Regions from separate parts of the Mus musculus genome. Here region 1 is linked to region 2. A link is a loop called in an ENCODE intact Hi-C map of the cell type or tissue named here. Cell type or tissue: gastrocnemius. All regions are shown on one strand.

The links. Peaks named below come from ENCODE experiments on the same cell type or tissue, not always from the same donor. Only the 100,000 strongest peaks of a DNase experiment are listed, where the experiment ranks them.
Region 1: a loop joins it to region 2, with 1.9 times the contacts of the local background. A loop is called at or near these places in 1 of 42 quality-filtered maps.

The regions. Positions count from the first base shown.
Region 1 is chr2:91,349,949-91,357,948 of GRCm38, forward strand. The region is part of intron 3 of 1110051M20Rik (RIKEN cDNA 1110051M20 gene); the gene reads right to left. Among named protein-coding and RNA genes, the nearest start is that of Arfgap2, 89 kb to the left of the region's middle. In gastrocnemius, no CTCF peak of the experiment used is centred here; DNase peaks (open chromatin) are centred at 4,776 and 5,217.
Region 2 is chr2:91,296,573-91,304,572 of GRCm38, forward strand. The region is part of intron 4 of 1110051M20Rik (RIKEN cDNA 1110051M20 gene); the gene reads right to left. Among named protein-coding and RNA genes, the nearest start is that of Arfgap2, 35 kb to the left of the region's middle. In gastrocnemius, CTCF peaks have their summits at 963 (motif pointing right) and 4,412 (motif pointing right); no DNase peak of the experiment used is centred here; H3K27ac peaks cover 240 bases.

The DNA.
Region 1 (8,000 bases), 53 kb after region 2:
TACAAGTGCCTGGGACACACTTTTTTACATATGCACAATTGTTGCTGCTGTTCAGCTGAGGCAAGTCAGCTAAGGAGCTCAGCACGGTCAGCCTCAGTCTCTGCTGTGACTGCGGATTAGCTCCTTGGCTTCTGAGAGCTCTGAACCCACCCCCAACAGAACCCCAGCTTTCCTCCCCATGTTCAGTTTCTCAGCCTATCCCCAAGTGCTCAGTGCCTTGGAATGTAAACCAAGAGAAAGAACTGGACGAAGGGAGGTGACCTCCTCCAACCGCTGGTCTCACTACCTGGACCAAGTGTTTATTTTAGCTTCCAGTCCAAAGAACATTTTTTTTTTTGACAGAGAAAAAACTTCCCTAAGCTGCAATAAAGGTGAGTGTTCTATTTCCTTCTTTATTTGGTTAATATTACACTACCCACCTAGGCGGAGTCTTTCTTTCTTTTGAGACAAGGTCTTGCTGTGTTGACCAGGCTCACCGGGAACCTGTAATCCTGTCTTAATCCTGCAAGTGCTAGGTTATGATTGTGTGTTACTATGACTGGCTCATTCAATTATCTTAATAAATCAATAATTACCTTAATGAAATACTTAAAAATACTGATTCTACAAAGAAACTTGTAGCACTAATAAATGAGTCTGCACTAGCACATGATAAAGACAATTTCTTTTTGAGACAGGGTTGCACTGTATAAGACCGAGTAGCCTCAACTTTGCTAAGTAATCCAGGTTAGCTTCGGACTCATGATCTCTGCCTCAGCCTCCCAAGGGCTAACTATACAGGTCTGAATTACTACACCTGCATTGACTTCTGTGCTCTTACAATGGGAAGTTGGCAAAAGTAACTAAAAGACAACAATGCCATGAGACCAGGGTGCACTGGCACACGACTGTCATTCTGGGTAGAGGCTGGAGGGCCAAGAGTGTAGTGCCATCCTTGTCTGCACACTGCATTTGAAACCAGCCTGGGCTAAATGAAACCCTGGCTCAAAGAACCAAAAAGACAACAATAGAGACAGAAAAATAAAACACTGCTATTTACAATAGGAGCAGCAAACAGCACGTTTACGTTAATACAAGTAAACCTGATCCAGCACTTCCTATCTGTACACTAAACACTATGAACACGGAGAGGGGTCAGAGACCCCAGGGGGATGCACTATGTTCACAGACTAAGAGAGTCACATACATGTGTCTTCATAATTTCAATTTCAACCAAATGTTTGTCTGTGGAAACTCTCAAGTATGTTCTAATAATATTCTGTTTTAATTTTCCTTCCTCTCTCCCTCCTTTCCTTCTTTCCTCCCTCTCTCCCTCTCCCTTCCTTCCTTACTTTCCTTTTTCTTTTTGAGTCAGTCTTACTATATAGCCTTGGCTGGTCTAGAACTCATGGTAAATACCTTGCTTTGGTCTCCTGAGTGCTGAGATTTTAGACGTGTTACCATGCCCAGACACAGAGCAATGTTGATAGAGAAAACACTGAAGCACAAGTCTACTTTATATTAATAGAAATGTCCAAAGGATCTAGAAACAAACACACGCCTATCTGGTTAACTTACTTGCTTCATTTTCTCTGGCAGTGGACCTAGGGTCTAGCCCAGTGTCATGCACACAGTAGGCAGCTACTCCAAAACTGAGCTCCACTTATAGCTCCCTGGTTCTTAAGCAAGTTTATTTTTGTTTTTCTTGTATGTATATGGGTGTCTTGACTGCATATCTGTCTGTGCACCACATGCATCCTTGGTACCCACGTAGGCCAGAAGAGAGCGTGAGATTGCTTGGAACTGCAGAGAGTTATAAGCTGTCTGTGGGTGCTGTGATGTGAGCCTGGGTCATCTGCAAGAGCAGCCACTGCTCTTAACTGGTGAGCCATCTCTCCAGACCCAAAGTATGTACTTTTTGCTGTTGTAAATAAAGCTTTTAGAAGATTTTATCTTTCTTTTGTGAATATGTTTTTATTTCTCTTTGGTAAAGTCTTAAAGTAGAATTGTTGCCTGTTTTCCAAAGTAATGGTAACCTCTCTCTTCCCACCAACAGCAACTGAGAAGTGCAGCTGTCTCACATCTTGGATGGCATTTGGTATCATCAGTCTTCACTCAGGCACTCTAGCAGGTGTGAAGTGACAGCTCATGGTAGTTTAAGTTTGTGTCCTTGATGACTAATTCATATACTGTGCACTTTTTGAATTTTATAGTGACCCTTTACATATATTCCTTTGTGAAGTGACTCATAAAGTCTTTTGCTCAGTTTTTAATAGGTGGCTTTTGTCTTTATATTATTGACTGGTAGATGCTCTTTATATATGCTGATGTATTAAGATGTGTATGTATAAAACATAATTTCTCCCATCTGACATTTGATTTCTTTCTTTCTTTCTTCTTCTTCTTCCTCTGTCCCCTTTCTTTCCTTCAAAAGAGTTCAACAAGGTGTCATGAGTCCCAGGTGAACTGAAGCTTGCTATGATTTGAAGACTGAACTGTCACTTCTGCCTCTATTTCTGGAGTGATAGGATTTGACCACCAGGCCTGGTTTTTGTGTTGCTGTGGATCAAACTCATGGTTTTATCTGTGGTAGACTGGCAATCACTCTACCACCTGAGCCATGTCGCCAGCCTTTGTATTTCATTTAATGATCTTATTAAGCAAAACCTTTTTAAAGATATCAAACTTTACTACGAACATCAATAAATTGGAGCTTTCACACATGTAGTTAATGGGAATGTAAAATAATACAGCCACAGTCTAGCAGTTCTGTAAAACATAAAAATGTCATGACCCAGCATTCCACTCCTAAATACATAACCAAGAGAAATAAAAATATACATTCACACAGAAACCTGTTTGCCAGTGTACATAATAGCATTATTTATGGTAGTCAAAAAATGGAAAAAACCTAGTGTTTAGATGAATGGTATAATCATTCAATGAAATATTATTTGGCCATAAAAAGGAATGCAATATTGATCTGTGTTATGACATGGGTAACACCTTTAAAATACTAAATAAAGGGAGTCAGACACAGAAATCTCTGCATTGCATGGTTCCATCCATAGGAAGTATCCATAATAGACATTAGCCATATAGGCAGTAGGTCAATGAGTAGTTATATAAATCTGGGAGTATATATATATATATATATATATATATATATATATATATACATATATATATATATATATGGGAGTTATATAAATCTGGGAGGTAAGGAGAAAAATATGCTACTGAAACATACATGAGTTTTGTTCCCTAAAGGGGGCAGTTTAAAAAAATCACTAAATTGACAACTGAGGAGATGCCCAAGTTGGCAAATGCTTGCTGTATAAGCATAAAGACCTGAGCAGATCCCAGCACCCAGGTAAAAAGCTACCACAGCTGCCTGTGCCTATAATCTCCTCACTGGGGATGTAGAGACAGGAGGATCCTTGTGGGTACACTGCCAGCCATCATGGCTGTATCAGAGAGCTTCAGGTCTAGTGAAGGACCCTGCCTGAAACTATAAGGATGATGGAGAAAGACACCTGATAGCAACCTCTAGCTTTCAACACACACACACACACACACACACACACACACACACACACACACACTGAAGAGCCCATGAGTTTAATTCAAACTGCACGTCCTAGCAATCTGAACTTGAGAAAGCTAATTCAAACAGGCTGTTGTGAGGACTGAGTGAGTAAATAAATGTTCTTAGAATGGTGATTCAGAGCTAGCAGTGATTTGCTAATTATTATATAACAATTATTATGGCCTAATAATAGATCCTAATTCCTGTATATCTCAAGGTATTTCCAGTTAGTCTAGTTTTACTTGGTTTTCCAGTATACTCTTTGTCTCAGCCAAATAAGCAAACAAATCAAATAAAAAACCCCTGGAATCCCCCATCTCCAAGTGTTCCCTTACAGGATGAAGGAAAGAACTCTGGTGTTGTTGTGAAGCCACTCAGGGGTCACGACATCCCTCCCAGGTGCTGTCTTCACTCCTCGGGGCTGTCTGGACTCTCCCTCACTCCCTTCTTGGAGCTCCCTGATAGCTTTATCCCTAGCCATTTTGTCCTCTGACTTCTTTTGAAGTCACTCAGGCCAGCCTTTCCCTTGGGATACCCCTGTGCCAGCCTTGCCGATAGCTGGGATAAGAGCTATGTGCTGCTGTGCTTGGCTGTTATACCCAGTTTTGCTACTGAAAACAAAGTCTTCTCTTGTTTGTTGATATGAATGCTATTTTCTTTAAAAATGAAATAAAACAATGTGTTGGCTTTAGTATACTTTGACCACCTACCTTGTAGGTTTTAATATTTCTAATAGATTTCAGTTTGATTCCAGGGGAGTTATTAATCACATCACCGATTCAGTTATGTGATTTCCTCTTTCCCTTTCAATTTTTTTATGCCTCATTTATTTCTGCTGCCTAATCATTATTACCTTCAGAAAATGCAATCTAACAGAAGCAAATAGGAAACACTGGAATTTTTTTATAACTATATTGAGATATCCATCTCATTTCTTCCTTCTGAAAGAAGAACATGATAAATATTTAAGTTTTAAGATGAACTTAAGATATATATTAATATATTTTTATACATAAAAAATACATGAAAAAATGGTTCTCCAAAAACATGTGTTCAGGGGCTGGGAAGATGGCTCAATGCATGAACTGCAGGCTATGAAAGCAGGACCACCTACGTGTGGGTCCTCAGAGCGTGTGCCAAGCTCCATGTAGGGGCTCAGGCATCTGTAACTGCAGTCCTGCAAGAGAGAGACAGAGGCAGTAAAAGGAGAGTCCCCAGGAGCTTGCTGATGGCATACACAGCAATGAGCAACAGATCCTGATTAAACATGGTGACCACCACCTGAGATGGTCCACTGACCTTCATCTGCATGCTGTGACTCACACACACACATACACACACATGCACATGCACTAACACACACGCAGAGGGAGATAAGAATGTGTATCCAGCATACTCTGTAGTATGCAATGAGAATTATCCACGGAAATCCTAGCCATGGTGGGTGGCACCTGACTGGCAGGCAGTAGTGGCAAGTGTACAGAAGCCGGTTTGGCTCTGTTCATTTCATTTTCTGCACTGCTCCTTTTCTATAAGCAGATATCACTTGGATCAGAAAAAACATAAGCAAACAGGGGGAAAAGAATGCATGAAGGCCGTGGTGCTGAACTTGGGTCTTGGTGCCTCAAGTCCCTATGGCCACACTTGCTGGACTCCAGCCAGCTTTGGGACCTGCTTCAGAAATGCTTTATCTATGTCTTCCATATGGCTGCACAGCCTCAGTGTGATCTGACATGACGACACTTCTCTTCGGCTCCTCTTTTCTCTGAATCCAGATGTTCTCTAACAAGTTCCCACTGTTAGATCTGTGTCTACATAACCAGGCAGACATACATCTTTTTTATTTTCTCAAATCTCTTAAGTATATATGTCTGTTTCCTGGCTCAGGCTTTTCCCACAACTCCCTGGACTGACCTGGACTACAGTACACCATGAGAAAAACTGTTTTCTTTTTTTTTAATTTTTTATTAGGTATCTTCCTCATTTACATTTCCAATGCTATCCCAAAAGTCCCCCATACCCACCCCCCACTCCCCTACCCACCCACTCCCCCTTTTTGGCCCTGGCATTCCCCTGTACTGGGGCATATAAAGTTTGCAAGTCCAATGGGCCTCTCTTTCCAGTGATGGCCGACTAGGCCATCTTTTGATACATATGCAGCTAGAGTCAAGAGCTCCGGGGTACTGGTTAGTTCATAATGTTGTTCCACCTACAGGGTTGCAGATCTCTTTAGCTCCTTGGGTACTTTCTCTAGCTCCTCCATTGGGGGCCCTGTGATCCATCCAATAGCTGACTGTGAGCATCCACTTCTGTGTTTGCTAGGCCCCGGCATAGTCGAAAAACTGTTTTCTAGTACTCTTGGGCACCAACTTTCCTTGAGCAAACACTTGCTAAAGTTAGTGGCTGCTGGGCTGTCTCTCAAGGATCTCCATGGAATGCTGTCCCTGCCAGGACATGAGTGCATTCCGGAGGCACAGCATTCTGTTCTGAAGTGAGTCCTCAAATCATACTGACCAGCTACTTAGGTAGGCAGGCCCTTCCTTCCCTTGCCCATCCAGACTTTGTGCCAGACTCCTTATGAAAGATGTCCAGGCATTTTCTGTTCTCAGATCTCTACACTAACTCACTGCTCCAAACCCTAACTCTTTTTTTAAATTTTTATTTCTTTTTTTAAAAATATTTTTATTAGGTATTTTCCTCATTTACATTTCCAATGCTATCCCAAAAGTCCCCCATACCCTCCCCCCCCACTCCCCTACCCACCCACTCCCACTTTTTGGCCCTGGCTGGGGCATATAAAGTATGCAAGTCCAATGGGCCTCTCTTTCCAATGATGGCCGACTAGGCCATCTTTTGATATATATGCAGCTAGAGTCAAGAGCTCCGGGGTACTGGTTAGTTCATAATGTTGTTCCACCTATAGGATTGCAGACCCCTTTAGCTCCTTGGGTTCTTTCTCTAGCTCCTCCATTGGGAGCCCTGTGATCCATCCAATAGCTGACTGTGAGCATCCACTTCTGTGTTTGCTAGGCCCCGGCCTAGTCTCACAAGAGACAGCTATATCTGGGTCCTTTCAGCAAAATCTTGCTAGTGTATGCAATGGTGTCAGCGTTTGGAGGCTGATTATGGGATGGATCCCTGGATATGGCAGTCTCTAGATGGTCCATTCTTTTGTCACAGCTCCAAACTTTGTCTCTGTAACTCCTTCCATGGGTGTTTTGTTCCCAATTCTAAGAAGGGGCAAAGTGGTCTTCGTTCTTCTTGAGTTTCATGTGTTTAGCAAATTGTATCTTGTATCTTGGGTATCCTAAGTTTCTGGGCTAATATCCATGTATCAGTGAGTACATATTGTGTGAGTTCCTTTGTGATTGGGTTACCTCACTCAGGATGATGCCCTCCAGATCCATCCATTTGCCTAGGAATTTCATAAATTCATTCTTTTTAATAGCTGAGTAGTACTCCATTGTGTAAATGTACCACATTTTTTGTATCCATTCCTCTGTTGAGGGGTATCTGGGTTCTTTCCAGCTTCTGGCTATTATAAATAAGGCTGCTATGAACATAGTGGAGCATGTGTCCTTCTTACCAGTTGGAACATCTTCTGGATATATGCCCAGAAGAGGTATTGCGGGATCCTCCGGTAGTACTATGTCCAATTTTCTGAGGAACTGCCAGACTGATTTCCAGAGTGGTTGTTCAAGCTTGCAATCCCACCAACAATGGTGGAGTATTCCTCTTTCTCCACATCCTTGCCAGCATCTGCTGTCACCTGAATTTTTGATCTTAGCCATTCTGACTGGTGTGAGGTGGAATCTCAGGGTTGGGAGAGCTAAAGCCATCTAATTTCTCTCCTGTCTCTCCTCTCTCTCCCTTCTCCCCTCTCTCTCCCCTCTCTCCTCTCTCTCCCCTCTCCCCTCCTCTCCCCTCTCCTCTCTCTCTCTCCCCCTTCCTTTTGTTTGTTTGTTTGTTTTTCGAGGCAGGGTAGTCTGTGCTATCCTGGAACTCCCTTTATAGTCCAAGCTGGCTTTGAACTCAGAGATCTGCCTGTCTCTGCCTCCCAAGTGCTGGGATTAAAGGTGTGTGCCACCACACTGTCCAGTATGTTCACTCATACTTTCTTTTCTTTTTCCTTTTCTTTCCTTTTCTTTTCTTTCCTTTCCTTTTCTTTTTTCTTTTTCTTTTCTTTCTTTCTTTTTAAAGATTTGTGTGTGTGTGTGTGTGTGTGTGTGTGTTGGGTGTTGGGATTCCCTGGAGCTAGAACTAAACTCAGTCCTCTACAAGAGCAGCAAGCATTCTTAACCACTGAGCCACGTCAAAAGTCCCTCTCTGATTTCTGAAGTCAATTCCATTCGCCCCCTCAACATCTGTTGCCCACCTTCCCTGACCTGGTTAACAGCACTTCCTCTCTCACTTTCTTTTCTGTTTGCCTTTA
Region 2 (8,000 bases):
AGCTTCCAAATCTTGTCAAGACTAACCACAGGCCATCTTATCTTGACGCTTCATTAGATATTGTCTTCTGAGTGTTGTGAAGAGAAAAAGGCTGGAAAGCACTTTCATTTGTTCTTAAATAAAAAAAATCAAGACCTATCTTGTTTATTATTATTATTATTATTATTATTATTATTATTATTATTATTATTGATGTTTTACCTGCATCTATTTCTGGGCACCACATCTCAAAGGTCAGAATAGTTCATCAGATCTGGAACTGGAATTTTAGGTGGTTGTGAGTCACCATTGTAGGTGCTGGGAATTGAATCCAGGTCCTCTGAAAAAGCAGCCAATACTCTTAACTGCTGAGCTGCCTCTCTAGGCTTTATTTTTAAAAATATGATAATAGCCGGGCGTGGTGGTACACGCCTTTAATCCCAGCACATTGGGAGGCAGAGGCAGGCAGATTTCTGAGTTCGAGGCCAGCCTGGTCTACAAAGTGAGCTCCAGGACAGCCAGGGCTATACAGAGAAACCCTGTCTCGAAAAACCAAAAAAAAAAAAAAAAAAAAATGATAATAATAACATTGCTGGGCAATAGTGATACACACCTTTAATCCTAGCACTTGGGAGGCAGGGCGGTGGATCTCTGTAAATTTGAGGCCAGCCTGAACTACAGAGTGAGTTCCAGGACAGCCAAGGCTACACAGAGAAACCCTGTCTTGAAAAACCAGAATAGGGACTGGAGAGATGGCTCAGCAGTTAAGAACACTGGCTGCTCTTCCAAAGGTCATGAGTTCAATTCCCAGCAACATATAAACATAAAATAAATATTTAAAAACAAAAAAGAAAAGAAAAAACAAAATAACAACAACAATACCAACATTATAACAGTAAATTATTTATTTACTAGTTTATTTATATACTCTTATTTTATTTTTGGGTTTTTAAAAAGACTTATTTATTATTATGTCCAAGTACACTGTAGCTGTCTTGAGATGCACCAGAAGAGGGCATCAGATCTCATTACAGGTGGGTTGTGAGCAACCATGTAGTTTCTGGGATTTGAACTCAGGACCTTTAGAAGAGCAGTCAGTGCTCTTATCCATTGAGCTATCTCACCAGCCCTACTTTTGGCTTGAGATAAGATGTTGTGTATCCTTTCAACTACTGACCCTCCTGCCTTACCTTCTGAGTACCAGGAGGACAGGTATGCTCCACTATGTTTCATCTAGTTATTATTTATTACTGTTATTATTATTTTTTTCTTCAAGACAGGGTTTCTGTGTAGCCCTAGCTGTCTGGGAACTCACTCTGTAGACCAGGCTGGTCTTTAACTCAAAGCTCTGCCTGCCTCTGTCTCCCATGTGCTGAACTTAAATGGCCATTTACTGACTTTGCTAAACAATTTACATATTTGTTACTGAAATCTCACAAAACTCTATGGTTATTATTACTTTCATTTTATTTTATTTTATATAATTTATTTATTTAAAGATCTAGTTATTTTATGTATGAGTGCTCTATCTGCATGTACACCTGCATGCCAGAAAAGGGAGCATCAGATCCTATTACAGATGGTTGTGAGCCACCATGTGGTTGCTGGGAATTGAACTCAGGACCTCTGGAAGAGCAGAGGTTCTTAACTGCAGAGCCATCTCTCCAGCACCCATAGAAATGGGAACAGGGCTCAGCAAAGTTAAGGGGTATCCTTATGGCCATCCAATTACTAGGCTCTGGTGGGCTGTATATTCACTTTCTTTTTAGGTTTATTCGTTATTTTTAATTATGCGTGTGTTGGTGTGCCTGTATGAAGAAGCGAGTGTAGTGCACAAGAAGGCCAGAAGAGAGTATAGAATCCCCTAGCGTTAGAGTCACCTACAATTGAGAGCTGCCTGACACAGGATCTCTGCAAGATCAGTAAGCACTCTGACTACTAAGGCATCTTTTTAGCTCCCGCATCCACCCTTCTAACACCTGTGCTCCTATAGGTCAATTTTATTTGTTGGGTTTTTTTTGTTTTTTTTTTTTGAGACAGGGTTTCTCTGTATATCCCTGGCTTTCCTGGAGCTGGCCTAGAACTCAGAAATCCGCCTACCTCTGCCTCCCGAGTGCTGGGATTAAAGGCGTACACCACCACGCCCGGCTTATAGGTCAATTTTAATGCTACTGCTTTTAACTGTATTGCAAGTTTATTCTGTACAGGGCATTATTTTAAGCACATTACAGACAATTAGTATTGCCACCTTACAAATTAAGGACAGTGAGGCTCAGAGAAATAACCTTCCTAAGAGCACAAGCTAATAAATCCAGAAGTCTGGTTCCAATCACATGCTCTTGGTTTTTTTTTTTTTTTTTTTTTTTTTTTTTTTTTTTTTTTTTTTTGTTTTCCATGGCTAGGAACTCAACAGGGCCTCACACATGCCAAGCAAGTGCTTCGTATGCCCAGGCCCCAAGCACATGCTCCTGGGTCCCAGGAAAGCTTCCTAGCTGAGAGGATGATGAGATGGAGATACTCTGGTGGCCGTCCAGGGATAAAGGGTCTAACTTTCTCATTCCTGAACGAATGATGAGGTAGAAGGGTCTCTGACTGGGCGGCTGCTGTAGAGCTTGTTTGTTCCTTCCTGTGTTTGCAGCTCACACCTGCTGCCCCGTGGCCTGGCTAGAATGCTTGGAGCCCTTAGAGTAGGCACTTGTGGAGAAGCCATGTCATGCACAGGCTCTGGCTTACAGCTGCCCATGGACTGCATTCTTTTCCATGTGCATCATCACAGTCTGGAGCCTCCTGCAGCCTATCCCCAGACCTCAGGGCCTGAGTGAGTAAGCTGGCAGTGGATGGGTGAGGGCAATCCATCTTTCTGAGAGAATCAGCCTCACAGGCTTAGCCACCCACATCTGTAACTCTGGTCAGATGCCTAGCCTGGTTGGGGGCGGGGAGGGGGGGAAGCTGGCCATCTGACTTCCAGGACAAAGCGACAAGAGCTTAGTGGTCCAGAGGCATTTTCTGGGTAGCTGCAGGCTTGCAGTGCACACAGCTACTGGAGTGGAGTAGGGAACGAACGCCAAAGAAGAGCTGAGGCTGACGGGCTTCTTGATACTCACACCTCGAAAGGAACCAAGCTTCCCATAACTGAATTCATCTTTATTCTGCAGCTGTCCTCCTGTGGATTTCCCAGGGGTCTCCTATGTGTACCTGCATGCTATTGCCATTGGTATTGCTGGTTATGTGCGTTCATTCCTCATAATGAGAGGTTGAGTTTCTATTAAATACCACATAAGCCTCTTACCAGAGAAGACTAGCACTTTAGAAGCCTTTTTGTATTGATAATTTTATCTAGTATATATTCATGCCATGCCATGAAGAAATTTGGTTGTTACTGACACTTGAGAGGTGGAGGCTGGAGATCAGAAATTTAAGGTCACCTTGGGCTACATAGTAAACTCCAGGCTAGCTTGGGCTACCTGAGACCCTATGTCAACAAACAAGAATTCATTTTTGTTCTAAAATTTTTTATTATTTATTTATTTATAGATTTATTGTTAGTGTTTATGAATATTTTGTCTGCATGTATATATGTGTACCACATACATGCCTGGTGCCTATGGAGATCAAAGAGGGCATTGGATCCTCTGAAACTGGAGTTATAGACAGCAGTGAGCTACCATGTGGGTGCTTGGGAAATACTCTTATAAGAAAAAGTGTTCTTGGCACTGGAGAGATGGTTCAGTGGTTAAGAGCACTGACTGCTCTCCCAGAGGTCTTGAGTTCAATTCCCAGCAACCACATGGTGGTTCACAACCATCTGTAATGAGATTTGATGCCCTCTTCTGGTGTGTCTGAAGACGGCTACAGTGTACTTATGTATAATAAGTAAATCTTAAAAAAAAAAGAAAAAAGAAAAAGTGTTCGTAACCACTGATCCATCTCTCCAGTCCCTGCTTTTAAATTTTTATTTTTAATTTAATTTTACTTTACCTTTTTCTTGTACTTTTTATTTCTAATTTTATTTATTTCTATTTTTAAAATTTATTTACTTATATCTGGATCACAGCCTCCCTTCCCTCTTCTCCTTTCAGTTCCCCCCCCCCCAATCCCCTTCTCCTCAGATCATTTTATGTTTTTTGAGACAGGATAGCCCTGGCTGTCTGGAACTTGCTTTGTAGCCCAGGCTGGCTTCAAATCCACAGAGATCCACCTGCTTCTACCTCCTGCCTCCTGAGTTATGGAACTAAAAGCATGACAAGCCACCATCACTGGGCCTGTTTTTAAACTTTTAAAATAAGAATCTTGTTTGTGGGTGTGTGTATAAAATGCCATACAAGGAATATTCATGTATCTATTTATTCATGTATTAACTCATTCAGCACACATGCATGGGATATCTAGTGCATGTGTGTGCAGTGCATGTATTTGTGCATACATGAGGACCACAAGGGGGCCATGGCTCCCTGGGAGTGTTTGTAGGATGCTGGCTTGCCCCTTGGGCTCTGGGATCTGAGCTTCTGAATAATGTCTCTAGACCAGGACCTGTGGTTTTAGAGCATCCTATTATTTATAATCTTTACACAAATCAGATTGTTTAGAAGGATCTGGGGGAATGGGCGTGGGCAAATACAAATCTTTGTCTCGGTCTCAGAAATCTACCACATACTATCAAGAATGGGAAGGGAAGGGGGCTAGAGAGATGGCTCAGTGCTCAAGAGTACTGGCTGTTCTTTCAGAGGACCTAGGTTCAATTCCCAGTATTCACATCATGGGCTATAGTTCTACAGGATCTGACACCCTCTTCTCCTCTGTGGGCAGTAGGCACATAAGTGGTACACAAAACATCCATACCCACAATTCTATAAAAATATAAACTAACTAGCTAACTAACTAACTATCTAACTAACAGAATGGGAAGTGAAGACAGAGCTATTCTGGAGTGGAAGAAATCAGGCGATACACAAGTGCAAGTACTCAGGGGTACACTTCAAAATTCAACATTGTCCTGTGAGGACAGGAACCCATTGTATTAGTAACTATAGCCTCAGTGTCCAGAGTAGCTCTTTGCATGAATCTGCACTCAAGAAACATTTGATGGGGCTGGAGAGGTGGCTCAGTGGTTGCCAGCACTTTCTGCTCTTGCAGAAGACCTAGGCTTGTTTCCCAGGACCCACAGTGGCTTGCAACTGGCTCTTACTCCAGTTCCGGAGGATCTAATGTCCTCTTGCCTCCTGGTGGGTACATGGTACACACAGACTCACACAGGTACACAGACATGTACACATAAAAAATAAATCTTTTGTGTTTTGTTTTGTTTTTGAGAGAAATTCTCTTATGAGGATTAAAGGCCTGTAACACTACATCTGGCTAATACGTAACTCTTTAAGATAAAGAGAGAGGGAGGGAGGGAGGGGAGTTGGAGGAAGGGAGGGAGTATTTGACAAGGCCTGAAGAATGGCTCAGACACTTGTTGCCAAGCCTGATGCTCTGAGTTCAATCTCTGGGAGCCACCTGGTGGAAGGAGAGAACCCTGCCAGTGGCCCTTTAACTTCTACATGCATGCTACGGCATGCATGGATGTCCCATCCACTAAATAAATTTAATAAACAAATAAACAATAAAAAAGAAATTTACAGGGATCAGTGGTGGCACACACTAATCCCAGCATTGGGGAGGCAGAGGCAGGCAGATTTTTATGAGTTTGATGCCAGCTGTGACTACAGAGCAAGTTCTAGGACAGGGAGGGGCTACACAGAGAAATCCTATCTCAAAAAACCAACCAACCAACCAACCAGCCGGAAGGGAGTAAGGGAGGGGGGAAGGGAGAAGAGAGAAGAGAGAAGCCAGACACAAGGGACCATATATTACACTGCAATTCCATTATTTGAAGGGCATTTCATTTAGACATGGTTTCACTATGTACACTGCAATTCCATTATTTGAAGGGCATTTCATTTAGACATGGTTTCACTATGTACCCCAGGCTGGCCTTGGTCTTACAATGATCCATTTGTCTCAGCTTCCAAGTGATGGGGTTACAGGTATGTGCCATCATCAACTGGCAACTTCCATTTAGTTGAAATGCCCTGAACAGGCAAATCCACAAAGACAGAAAGCAGGGCCGTGCTCACCTAGCTCTGGGAACGTGAGACATTGGAGAACAATGCCTAAAGTGTGCAGGAATTCCTTTGAAGATAAGAATGTTCTAAAATGGACTGTAGTCATGAGTGCACATGACTCTGGCAATATTCAAAAAGTCATGGAATTACACACAAGTGAGTAAAGCTGTGAATTTGTAAATATATCTCTTCCCTCAAGAAAATTATCAGAAGAGAAACACTTGATGTATACGTTGATGGATAAATGAGAGGTGGTGGCTCTTGTCCTACTGCCACTTAGAACCGTGTCTAGTGGTAGGTGAGAACTCCCCTCTCCCTTTACCCACACATCTACCCACTCACCCCTCCTCCCTTTACCCACACATCCATCTGCCCAGCAGTCACTCAGAGTGTCAAGCAGGATGCTGAGCAGAATGATGCTCACTGACAATGACTCAGCAGCAACGGAGGCTGTTGTGCCTGCCTGCTGTCCTGGAGCACACACATTTAGATGGATGGCTTCTTTCCTTTTCTCTCTTCTCTCCATCCCCCTCCAACTCTTTTTGAGACATGGCCTCATTATGTTAACAAGGTTAGCCTTGATCTTCCTAATTTAGTCTCCACTGGAGTGCTAGGACTACAGGTTAGGTCACCAGGCCCAGATCCTTCTTCTTATCAGAATTCCCCAAAAGTCATATTTCTATTCTTAAGTCCTGACTTCAAAGGATGAATCCCAATCTCTTGGACTGAATCTCTCTTAAAATGAGCCGACCCCAAAGGGAAACGAGCACGGAATTCTGATGTTAACTGCACTGGCTGGTTTTAAATTACAAAGATAATCTCCTGTGATCATCATCACCTTCTGCTCCCTCTTCCTCCTCCTCTTCCTCCTCCTCCTTTTGTCCTTTCAACTAAGAAAAGAACTCAAGCCAGGTCTAACAGTGTATTCCAGGATGGAGGTGGCTGAGGCAGGAGGATACATAGAAAAAGACTGTCTCAAAAACCACAAAACCAAACCCAAGCAAAAGTCCAACCTCCCTCTGGGTTGCAGATTAATGAAAACAACTAGCCTGCTTAGAGCTGTTACTTGTAGTCTCTAGAAAGGATGAGCACTGCACACAATAAGGGTCAGGGAGCTACAATGCTTTTTGTAAACTCTGCACATTATCAGTGAAATTAGCTTATAAACCTTGAATATAAAATGTCCTTTCCCAGAAGAGGCTGTGCCTGCAGCTTAGGACCACTGACGTCTCCATCCTCAAAGTCTATGGAGAGGATGAGCTGGGATCTTGAGGAGAGCACGTTGATTCCTGGGACAGCAGAGGCACGGGACATTTGTTAAGGACCCAACCCCCAACCCCCAACCCCTTTAATCCCATCACTCGGGAGGCAGAGGCAGGCAGATTTCTGAGTTCGAGGCCAGCCTGGTCTACAGCGTGAGTTCCAGGACAGCCAGGGCTACACAGGGAAACCCTGTCTCAAAAAACAAAACAAAAACAACAAAGGAGCCAAGCCTCTAGGAAGAGCTTGTGCCCCACACCGAGGAGGCCAGTGAGGAAGCTTCACGGAGCCTCTTGACTCTGGCCCGTGGGCCACTCACACCTCTGCTACTTACAAGTTATCACTCCACCTGCACAGCACAGCTAATCCTTTTGCCCTACAGTTTCCTCTTCAGTAAGGTGGGCTAACCTCACAGGACCACACACAGGACTAGCTGCTGTCCCTTCAGTTGGGGTTTTAGCCCTTCCATGCCTTTCCAGTCCCCACACTCAGCCTTCCATGCTTGCTCCTCTTTCTTCAGAATATCCTTGCCCACTTGCATGCGTGTGCGTGCATGTGGGTGTGTGCTTGTGTGTGGGCACATGCGTTTCTGTGGCCCTGTGTCTTTATTTCACTCTTTTCAGACCCTGAGGCTCCCTGGGAAAACCACATTGG